Linked DNA regions of Homo sapiens: region 2 is linked to region 1. The links are chromatin loops, found by intact Hi-C in ENCODE. Cell type or tissue: heart right ventricle. All regions are shown on one strand. Each heading gives the region's core, and the rest is flanking DNA. Links, peaks and the distances in the headings are about the cores only. Region 1 overlaps MAD1L1 (mitotic arrest deficient 1 like 1). Region 2 overlaps MAD1L1 (mitotic arrest deficient 1 like 1).

Region 1 (5,370 bases), core at 95-5,094:
TTTGAAGGAGCCATCAGAGCCCGGGGCTCAGGGCCCGAGGTGCTGGTGCCGAGGCGGCCTCTTATTGTGTTTGCTTGTGAGATTTCAAGGCTTCCCGCTTCTTGCCTGTCTTTCCTGCTGTTCTTGGAAACTAGGCTGAGACTGAGACTCTCTGAAAGAGCTATCCTTTGACCACACCGTCCGACTGCTGGTTCTGGAATCCATTACCTTCTCATCAGCATTACTGGCTTCAGTTCTCTGTCACCTGAAAGTGCCTCTTCATTTTCTTTGAGCTTTGCTAAGTCAGAGCACGGCCCGGGCTGCTGTCTCCTCTTGAACTCCCCCTGTAGAACACAGACTTCTGTAGGGCCGGCCTCAGCGGGGCCTAAATGCTTTGTGCTTCTGTCTGTTCTCTGGGCTTATTAATTGCTTGGAAGGCGACCCTTCTGCTCCCAGGCATACTCTGGCCAGATGAGAAACCTCTGTGACTTCTTTCCTGTGAAGGGACATCAGAGGCCCCCACGTGCCTGATGGGCCCGGCCCTGCTGGAGGGTCCAGTGTGCAGTTTGCCCTGGAGCACTGGGTGTCAGTCGGGCACGAGACCTGGCACAGCTGGCTGCTGTCTCTGGCTGGTTTCAAAGTACTGTGGATCCTTTCAGCCCTGTTCCCGCATCTGAGCGCCCTGCCTGGGCATGGCTTGTGTGAGGGCGAGCTGGCCTGGGGGTGCTGCCTGGGCGTGGCCAGCATGAGGGCATGCTGGCCCCAGGGGTTCTGCCTGCCTGTGTCTTCTGTGTTCACTCTGCCCTCCCTGGTGGCCAGGCCCTGGATGAGGGAGAGGAGGGGTTGGTCTGTAGGGCTGGTGGAGGTGGGCTGCCTGTGCCCACCACCAGCTTAAAGTGGGCGGGAAGCAAGTGGCATGCATGTGTGGCGCCCTGCAGCTTTGATGAGGAACACAGATAGTTCTTCGGAGGCTGGATTCAAGGCTCCCCCTGCCCCCCGCCACCAACAGTAAGACCTGTGTCAAGTCACTGCGCTGCTCTGGGCCAGTGTTCTCTTTATTGAAAGGGGGACACGGAGCTCTTCTCCCCAACTGCGTGTGAAGATCCGACGTGATCGTGTACTTGTGGAGGGCCCTGTGAGTTGGAGAGGGGCTGGTGCGAGCGTCCTCTCTGAGCAGCCGGAGGCTGATGGCCAGGAAGGTGGATGGAGCCGTCCTCGCTGTGGGGGTCGACCCCTAGTCTCCTGCGTTGGCCTTGGCTGTGGGCCTGGTAGAGGGCAGGTTTCCTCACGTGCTGGGTTGCCTGCCATGCCTGGGCCCCTTCAGGGCTCCCCGCTGCTCCTTGTGTTGTGCTCCACAGGGCGGGTGTCTGAGTGTGGTTCTGCATCAGGCCGTGATCTCGGGTGACTCACGCTGGACGTCAGTGGGGTGGTGCTCATGCCGCAGTCCACGGGAATGCGGGCTGGCGGTCCCGAATACGGCTCCTAGAGAGTCCACGGGAATGCGGGCTGGCGGTCCCGAATACGGCTCCTAGAGAGTCCACGGGAATGCGGGCTGGCGGTCCCGAATACGGCTCCTAGAGAGTCCACGGGAATGCGGGCTGGCGGTCCCGAATACGGCTCCTAGAATCACCGGGAGGGTTTGGTAAACGTGTGCATTTCTGGCTGCGCACAGTGGCTCACACCTGTAGTCCCAGTGGTTTGGGAGGCTGCCGCAGGGGGATTGCTCGAGCCTAGATGTTTGAGATCAGCCTGGGGAACGCAGTTGAGACCCCGTGTGTACCAAAACAAAAATTAGCGGTGCTCAGTGGTGTGCACCTGTAGTCCCAGCTACTCAGGAGGCTAAGGTGGGAGGATCACCTGAGCCCAGGAGGAGCTGTGATTGCACCACTGCACTCCAGTGACTGAGTGAGTCCCTGTCTCTAAAAAACAAAAACAAAAACCAAAGTGGATTTCTGGGTAAACCTGAGATGCACTGGGCTTTCTTTTCTGTTTTTAGGGACCAGGTTTGGGGTAGTTCTTAGGAATTTCCCGTGTCTGGCAGCATTGAATGTGGTGGTGAAGTCGGCGACAGGGACACAGATGTGGTGAGAAGCTGGGGCCACGGGGGCCCCCATGGGAGGGCTGAGTGCATTTGCTGTTCTTGTGTGGAGACATGCGTGCCTCTGTGGGCGAGCTTGGGGATCCCCTCCTCTCAGCCGTGGGGACCTGAGGTGACATCAGATGTCCTGGAAGCAGAGGGCTCTGTGGCTGGGAGTGCCCTGGGCCTGTGCCGGGTGGGCTGGCGTCTGCTTGCCTTCGGGCCCAGGCTTTGCTGGGATTTGGGGCTTGCCGAGGCCCGAGGCCCCGTGGGTGTGGAGGAGCTGCTGCCACTAGGTGGTGCCCCCGCCTTGGTGATCCTTCCCACAGCAGCTTCCCTTGGGTCTCTCTGGCCTAGTGGACCGCTGCTCTCCCACCATGGGACTTGCTTGCTGACACTGGGGTTTTGGTCGATGGGGATGTGAGGGGCTTGTGGCCACTGTTCCTGACTGCCTTCAGGGGGGCGCTTCTGGCTGTCCCATGCCTGCCTTGTTTCTGACCAGTGTCCTGGGGCCCTCAGGCCTGTGGGCTCTGGGCTGTGAGCTCCTGGCGTTGAGGTCAGACGTCCTTTGTGTGGGCCCTTCCCTAAGGACAGGGTGCTGACGTCCTGCAGTCCTCAGAGGGCTCTTCGGCCTCGCCCCGGGCTTGGATAAACCCTGGCTGAGCCCCAGGAGAGAGTGGCCTGGTCACCCTCTTCCCCATGTAGGGCTTCTTATGTCTTAGGAGAGGAGGCTGGGCAGGCTGGCTGGGGTGGGTCAGTGAAACCATGGGAAGACCCTGTGGAACGAGGTCCTTATGTGTCACACAGGCCTGGGCACATGTGACATGTGCAGCACACGGGTTCACGCAGGCTGGGGGCATGTTAGTTTCTACGACTTTGAAGTCACAGGCAAGGAGGGACACAGTGCGTGTGGATGAGCCTGCGTGAACACACGTGGGGAAGGGCAGGATGCCAGTGCCGGGAGTGTGGTGTGGACACCCTCATCCTTAGGGTGCTGGAAGTTGGGCTGAGGGAGTTAGCAGCAGTGCGAGGCGTGTGTCTGGAGGCAGCGATGTGATCAGCTTGGTCTCCCAGGAGCATGGTCTGTCTCGGGGAGTGACTTACGGGTGAGGAAAGCGGAGGCCAGCACACACCCTTTGAGGTACGTGTCATCCTCGGCAAGACCTCGGGCACAGGAGGGGGAGGAGGAGTAATACAGAGAGGCCAGTGGGAAAGATGGCGTGAGGCTGGAGCCCATCTGGGAATGCAGGATGCTTGCTTCTCTTTGGAAAATCACCTGTTTCAGTAGAATGAAAGGGGGTGCAGGCCATCTCTGTAGGCGAACAGCACAACCATTTGTAACAATCCAAGACTCGTTTGTGATTTAAAGTTCTCAGCAAGCTAGGAAGAGAAGAGAACTTCCTCAACCAGCTAAATGATACCTGCAGAAAACCAGCTGATATAATACAAGGTGGACGGACTGCATCCCTGACATGGAGACCAGGCAGGGTGTCTGTTCCCTGCACCCCTGGTTGCACTGTACTGGAGATCTTCACCAGTATAATTAGGGAAGCAAAAAGAAAAGATGGACAGACTGGAAAGGAGGAAGTAAAACTGTACCTGGAGACAACATAATTATCTATAGAAATTCCCAGGGAATAAATGACAAGCCAGTAGGACTAAACCGTGAGGTTTACAGGGTCACGGGATACAAGGACAATGTACCAAAATGGGTTATGTTTCTGTATACTAGCAGTGAGCCACTCGAGGTACATACCATGTATGATGGCATCAAAGTCCATGAAATATTAGGAATGCATATAAGAAAATCTGTGTAAGATTTGTACACTGAGAAGCTTAAGACGCAACTGAGACATTAAAGATCACCTGATGTAGAAAAATGGAGACATTGTAAGAGGAAAAATGAACTCTTTTCCCCTCTGCTCTCACACAGCCTCTGACACCAGATACTGGAAGGTTTCCCCCACACCAAGCAGTTCTCCAGGGGTCACCAGCTGGATGTCCTGCAGCCTCATCTGCACACTCTCCACCTGGAGTTCCATCAGCTTCCAATGGGTCAGGGCCCAGTCCCACACATCTGTGCCCCCTTCAGATTCCAGGTGCAAGTAGTAGGCCGGCATCTCTGCTTCATTTTACGGTTTTCTTCTCTTCCTCTTTCACTGACATCAGCTGTACTTCTGACTGACAGGCTGTTAAACGAGGCCCCTGCTACCCACTCCTTGGGTTTCATTAATTGGCTAGTGTGGCTCACAGAACTCGGGAAGATGCTTTGTTATGTTTAGTCATGTCTTATAAAGGATGTTACGAATAATACAGGTGAACAGGTTGGCAGAGTGAGGTGTGAGGAGAGGCGCGGAGCTTCCATGCCCTCTCTGGGCACACCACCCTCCAGGAGCCTCTGTGTGTGCAGCTCTGAACCCTGGCCTTATTTGTGGGTTTTTATGGAGGCTTCATCACAGAGGCATGATTGATTACACCATTGGCCGTTGGAAATCAACTCACCCTTCGGCCCCTCTCCCCTCCTAGGAGGTTGAGGGGTGGGACTCAAAGTCCCAACCCTCTAATCTCACCTTGGTGTTTCGGATAACCACCCTATCTGAAGCTGCCTGGGGGCTGCCAACCAGCACTCAGCTCATTAGTTCACAAGAGACACTCTTCTCACTCCAGATAAGGAGCTGCATGTATGTCAGGGAACAGAAAGACCAAATATATATTTCAGAGTATCGTAAAGGTACTGTGGTCGTGTATTGGAAGATTCATTATTGTTAAGATGGCAGTTTGCTCAAATTGACCCAAATATTTAACATAGTCCCAATCAAAGCCCCAGCAGAAATTGATGAACTGATCTCTAAAATTTCTTTTTTTTTTTTTTTTTTGAGACGGAATCTTACTCTGTCGCCCAGGCTGGAGTGCAATGGTGCGATCTTGGCTTACTGCAACCTTTGCCTCCTGGGTTCAAGCAATTCTGCCTCAGCCTCCCCAGTAGCTGGGACTACAGGCATGGACCACCATGCTTGGCTAATTTTTGTATTTTTGTAGAGACAGGGTTTCGCCATGTTGGTCAGGCTGGTCTTGAACTCCTGACCTCAAGTGATCCACCCGCCTTGGCCTCCCAAAGTGCTGGGATTACAGGCATGAGCCACTGTGCCCGGCTGACAATTTCTAAAATTTCTATGGGAATGTAAAGTACCTATAAATTGTTATAGCCATAACAGTTTCAAAAAAGAACAAGTTATACAGCTTACACTGGCCAATTTCAAGACACGTTGTAAATTGCATAAATTGAGACACTGTGGTATTAAGTATAGACATGT
Region 2 (5,370 bases), core at 133-5,132, 320 kb after region 1:
TGAGCCTGTTGCCTCCGTGAAGCATCTCTCTGCGTTGCAGGGAACATAGGAGATGGTGCAGGGGCAGCTCCACTTGGGGAGAGCATTTTCAGAACCACCGGTGCAGGCCTGGCCCCGACAAGCCTCAGGATGTGCAGCTGGGCTGCTGTGGAGCCCCTGGGCTGGGCCTGGCCTAGGGTCCAGAGCTGCTGGGGTCCTCCTGAGGGACCCTAGCAGTACAGAGGCCAGGGAAATGGCAAGAGTGCCCGTGAGGATGCCACCTTTTCTGGGCACACCAGCCACGCCATCCCCCAGCCTCCTCAGCATCTGAGGCCTTGCCCGAGTGTTTGCTGAATGGAGGTGGTCTTTGGCGGTGTCACTGCTAGTCAGCCCCCGTCGGGTGGTGGGAGGGACTGGACCCGGGCCAGAACTGCCTTGGTGTGGATGTCGCTTGCCTCTGCCAGCCCCGGGACCTGGACACATGGCTTCACCTCCTCAAGCCTTGTCTTCCTTTATGTGGGCCAGGATCATCGCATCTGCCCAAGGGTCGTGGTGACAGTGACCTTGGCCAGTATGTATGCAAGTGCCAGGCACGTTGGGGACCCCGTATGCCTGCCACATTGCGCTGAGTGGATCCCTGCCACTGTCTGCCGACATCAGGCCACGAGGATCTGCAGGTCAGTGAGTGCATCATGGAAGCTTTCATGGCTCATCAGTGAGAACTGCAGGGTGATTGCGGGAGGAGCAGGTCGACCTCTCGTGTCCTAGGCCCTGCCCTCGCACTGGCATCATGCACGCTCCCACTGACACATGGACACAAATACATGCCCACGCATGCACAGCCACCCACATGCATGCATGCTGACACACACATGAAACCACACACACACATGCATGCTCACACATGCCCACCCATGCACAGCCACCCACATGCACGGGCAGCCACACACGACACACACGCATGGACACATGCACAGACAGCCACATACACACATGCGCGCACACACAGGCATCCACATGCACGCATGCATGCTCACACATGCATAGGCAGCCACATGCACGCATGCATGCTCACATGTACAGCCACATGCATGCATGCTCACACACACGCACAGGCAACCACACACGCATGCACACACACGAACAGGCAGCCACATACATGCATGCACACATGAACAGGCAGCCACATACATGCGTGCACACACATGTACAGGCAGCCACATGCATGCTCACATGCACAGGCAGCCACACGCATGCACACACACGCATAGGCAGCCACATACACGCATGCATGCACACACATGCACAGGCAGCCGCACGCATGCACACACACACATAGGCAGTCACATAGACGCATGCATGCACACACATGCACAGGCAGCTGCACCCATGCATACAGATGCATAGGCAGCCACATACATGCATGCATGCACACACATGCACAGGCAGCCACATACATGCATGCACACACGCACAGGCAGCTGCACACATGCACACACATGCACAGGCAGCCACATGCACACAATGCTCACACACAGGCACAGGCAGCCCCATGAACATGCATGCTCATGCATGCACAGCCACCCACACGGATGAAGGCTCACACACACATGCTCAGTCTCACGCATGCACACACACGTACAGGCAGCCATATACACACATGCATGCACACACACATGCATAGGCAGCCACATACACATGTGCATACACACACGTGCACAGGCAGCCGCAGCCATGCATGCACACACATGCACAGGCAGCCACACACACGCATGCTTGCACACACACGTGCACACACACACGCACAGGACGCCACATACATGCACACATGCACACACACACAGGCAGCCACATACATGCACACATGCACACACACAGGCAGCCACATGCACACATGGACACATGCACAGGAAGCCACATACATGCATGTATGCACACACATGCCTATGCATGCACAGCCACCCACATGCATTCATGCTCACACACACATGCACAGGCACCCACATGCATGCATGCACACACATGCCCATGCACAGGCAGCCACATACACGCATGCATGGTCACACACACAGGCAGCCACATACACGCATGCTTGCACACATGCACAGGCAGCCACATGCAGACACACACGCACAGGCAGCCACATACATGCACACATGCACCCACACGGGCAGCCACATGCATGCACATGTGCACGCACACACAGAGGCAGCCACATGCACGCATGCACACACACACATGCACAGGCAGCCACATACATGCATGTACACGCATGCACAGCCACCCACACACATGCATGCTCACACGTACACAGGCAGCCACGCATGCGCATGCATGCACACACATGCCCACACACAGGCAGCCACATACACACATGCATGCACACATGCCCACACATGCACAGCCACCCCCACATACACATGCTCACACACACATGCTCACAGTTGGCCTCTGTCTCTCCCAGGCGTCCCATGTGGCACCTGCTTCTGTGATCTGGATCCAGAGGAGGCAGGGAAAGCAAGTCAGGCAGCATGGGCCCAGCCGGAGCCCCCCTAGCCTGAGTGAGTGTTTCAAGGGCTGTGAAGGCCCATGGTATGCAAAGCGCCATGTTAGAAAAAGAGATGTGGAGTCTTCTTCCTGTTCTCCCTGCCGCTGCCATGCGGTCACTGACAGCCCTGAAGCCTTCTCACCAGGAACCTGCGGGGCAGGACTGTGTGAGAGAAGCAGCTTGCGGCACCACCTTCTGGAGTCCGGCTGCACACCCCAACTGTCCCCAGGGAGCTGCTGGCCTGGGCCAGGAAGGGTGCAGGGCTAGGGCCACAGACCTGTGCTCACTCCTCACCTGCTGCCCCAGCCCTGCAGCAGGTCTCTGCCTGTCTGCACACAGTGCCATGTGCCTGGCCACAGCTGGCACCAGCAGAGCAGGGCCTGCCCAGGGTCACCCAGATCACAGGCCCAGGCTCAGGCCTTCCTTCCTGCCAGGCTGGCCCAGGGTCCTGCTGACCCCTGCTGTCCTGGAAGTGTTGAGAGCAGAGAACCTGCACACGCCCACACGCCTGTTTGCAGACACAGTGTGGTGTGCGAGCCCCAGGTGGGCCCTCTCCCGCCCGTGCCACCGTGCTCTCCCACTCAGCCGCCCATTCTTGTCACCGAGCCCATGCAGAGGTGTCGACTCATGAATCGAGGACCTGCTGTCTAGCTGGGGCGTGTTGACACAGGCTGAGATTTGCACAGGATTTATCACTCTCAGATGAAGCATCCGCTTTGCTGCCAACGGGTGTAGACATGACCTTGGTAGCTGCCCTGTTCTTTCCTTCTGAAGCAGGCTTGTGAATAAGTGGGCATATCTGCCAGCCCACCATCTCCCGTGCACTGATCTTGCACAGATCAGGACTCAGGACTCCAGGCTCTTGGAGGGGTACTTACCCCCAGAGGACAAGCCCCTTAGACAGTGACTAGCCCTGTGCCATTCCAGGCCCAGAGCTTGCCGCCAGGTGCCCAGAAGTGAACCTGGCCCTCACAGTGCTGCTGGGCTGACGAGAAGGTAAACATGCCCACGGGTCTCTGCAGGTTGCTGGGATGAGGCTGCCCTGATACGCGGACGAGGGCTGGTGAGGGCCCAGGTGGGGCGGTCGTGGGGTGGAGGCAGTAGGACCTGGTGGAGGAGAGGAGGCAGAGCTGCTGCTGGGGGCATAGAATGGGAAGCCAGGCGTGTGGCCCCCAGGGCTGGGGCCAGAGATGCCGGGCAGGGGTCCCTGCTGGGGTGTCTGCCTGCCCTGCTCCATTTTCCTCATTCCTTTCCTGAGGAGTGGGCCCACCCGGCCTAGGGGCCAGGCTGGAGGGAGAGAGACAGGACTGGAAGGGCCGAGACAGGGAGAGGCTCTGGGCGCCGGGCTGCCGAGCCCTCGGGGATCTGCCTCTGCTCCACGGGGCAGCAGTCAGAGCCACGGGGCCAGGTGAGTGGGCACCTTGGGGTTGTCATGGCAACAGCTCTTAGCCAGAGGTGGACGGAACTGGGGGGTTGAAGGCCGGACATTTGGGAGCCCGTACCCTGCAGGGCCACTCAGGAAGCAGGAGCTACAGCGGCCCACCGTGGGACAGCTCCACGTGTCACACATTCGCCTGAAATCTGCCCTTCCGACCGCACCCCTGTGGCCCACACACACCCGCAGCCCAGCCCCCTGGACTTCTCTCCTGTCTGAGTGCACTGGCCTCTGCCTGGTGCTCACTGCTGTGAGTTTGAGCTTCAAAGCCCTCGTTAAGCCCTCTCCATCTTTCTCTAGGCAGAGCTGGGACACAGGGTTTTTGGGGATAGACCGAGAACAAAGGACCCGCGAGAGGGACGCTGTGGTGTGGGCAGAGGGCATGTGAGAGGCAGCCCTTCGTGGAGCTCTGGGCAGGGAGTGGTTCCTGAGACCAGTTCCTTGAAAGTAGTGTCTGTGTGTGGGGGCGTCCATGCAGGAGCCCGGAGCCATCTCTGAGGCTGGAGCAGCGAGGTCCTTTCTCTTCCCCTGTCCTGCTATGACTCTACCACAGGGCCTCTGCTCCTGGGTCCCCGCCTTGGGTCCAGTGGTGATGACTAAGTACTTAGGTTGTTGGAGAAGTGTGCTCACCATTCACATGTATGGGTTTTGACCAACACGGGTAACTTCATGCACAGTGATCCCCGATTCTAAAGCTGAGATGAACTTTGCCTATTCCCGGAGGGCGACGTGAGGGGTGCGCACCACCACACTGTGTCCCCAGAGCAGCTGCCCCAAGCTGCAGAATGCCCTCTGCCCCCTTGCCCCACGGCCTGCCCCGCCTGCGTCTGAGGGCGCTGTGGCCTCCCTGCTGTGGCTCAGGCTGCCCCCAGGGCTCTGACCTGTGGGACAGCAGACAGGAGGCCTGGGCTGGGGGCCTCAGGGCGCAGGCGTGGTCCGCTCCACACAGTCTTCCCATGTGGGACCAGGGGTTCTCCTCCGCCCACTCAGACAACTCCCCTGCTGCCCAGCCCCTCTCGGGCTGTCTCACCAGGCCACTCTCGGTCGTCTCTTAGACCTGGTGACATTTTGGAACAGAAATAAAGTTCGGCAGTGATTGGGCTGAGAGGCAGGAAGATGCAATGGGAGTTTGGGCTGAGGGAAGGTCAGCAGGACGGCCTCAGGGCCTCCATGTGGTGGGGAATCCCGGCTAGGCCCCTGACCCAACGTTGCTCCTCAAGAGCATTGAGGCCTGGAACTCAGCCAGAGGCGCTGAGGCTGCAGGAGTCCAGGGCTCACCTCAGGCTTCCCAAGCCAGAGGCAGGGGAGCTGGTGGCTGCCCGGACATGTGGGTCGGTGGCTAGGGGTGCACTGGTGGATGGCCAGAGATCCATGGGTGGGTGGCCAGGGGCATGCTCTTGGGCGCCCA

The links. Peaks named below come from ENCODE experiments on the same cell type or tissue, not always from the same donor. Only the 100,000 strongest peaks of a DNase experiment are listed, where the experiment ranks them.
Region 2: it touches region 1 in a loop (2.9-fold over the local background); 3 of 110 quality-filtered maps call a loop at or near these places.

What each region holds. Positions count from the first base shown.
Region 1 is chr7:2,206,640-2,212,009 of GRCh38, reverse strand. All of the region lies in intron 10 of MAD1L1 (mitotic arrest deficient 1 like 1), which reads left to right. Among named protein-coding and RNA genes, the nearest start is that of MAD1L1, 24 kb to the left of the region's middle. RefSeq lists enhancers at 2,084-2,233, 2,729-3,262. In heart right ventricle, for the core only: CTCF peaks have their summits at 2,143 and 2,342 (motif pointing right); a DNase peak (open chromatin) is centred at 2,349.
Region 2 is chr7:1,884,260-1,889,629 of GRCh38, reverse strand. All of the region lies in intron 18 of MAD1L1 (mitotic arrest deficient 1 like 1), which reads left to right. Among named protein-coding and RNA genes, the nearest start is that of MIR4655, 43 kb to the right of the region's middle. In heart right ventricle, for the core only: a CTCF peak has its summit at 2,997 (motif pointing left); no DNase peak of the experiment used is centred there.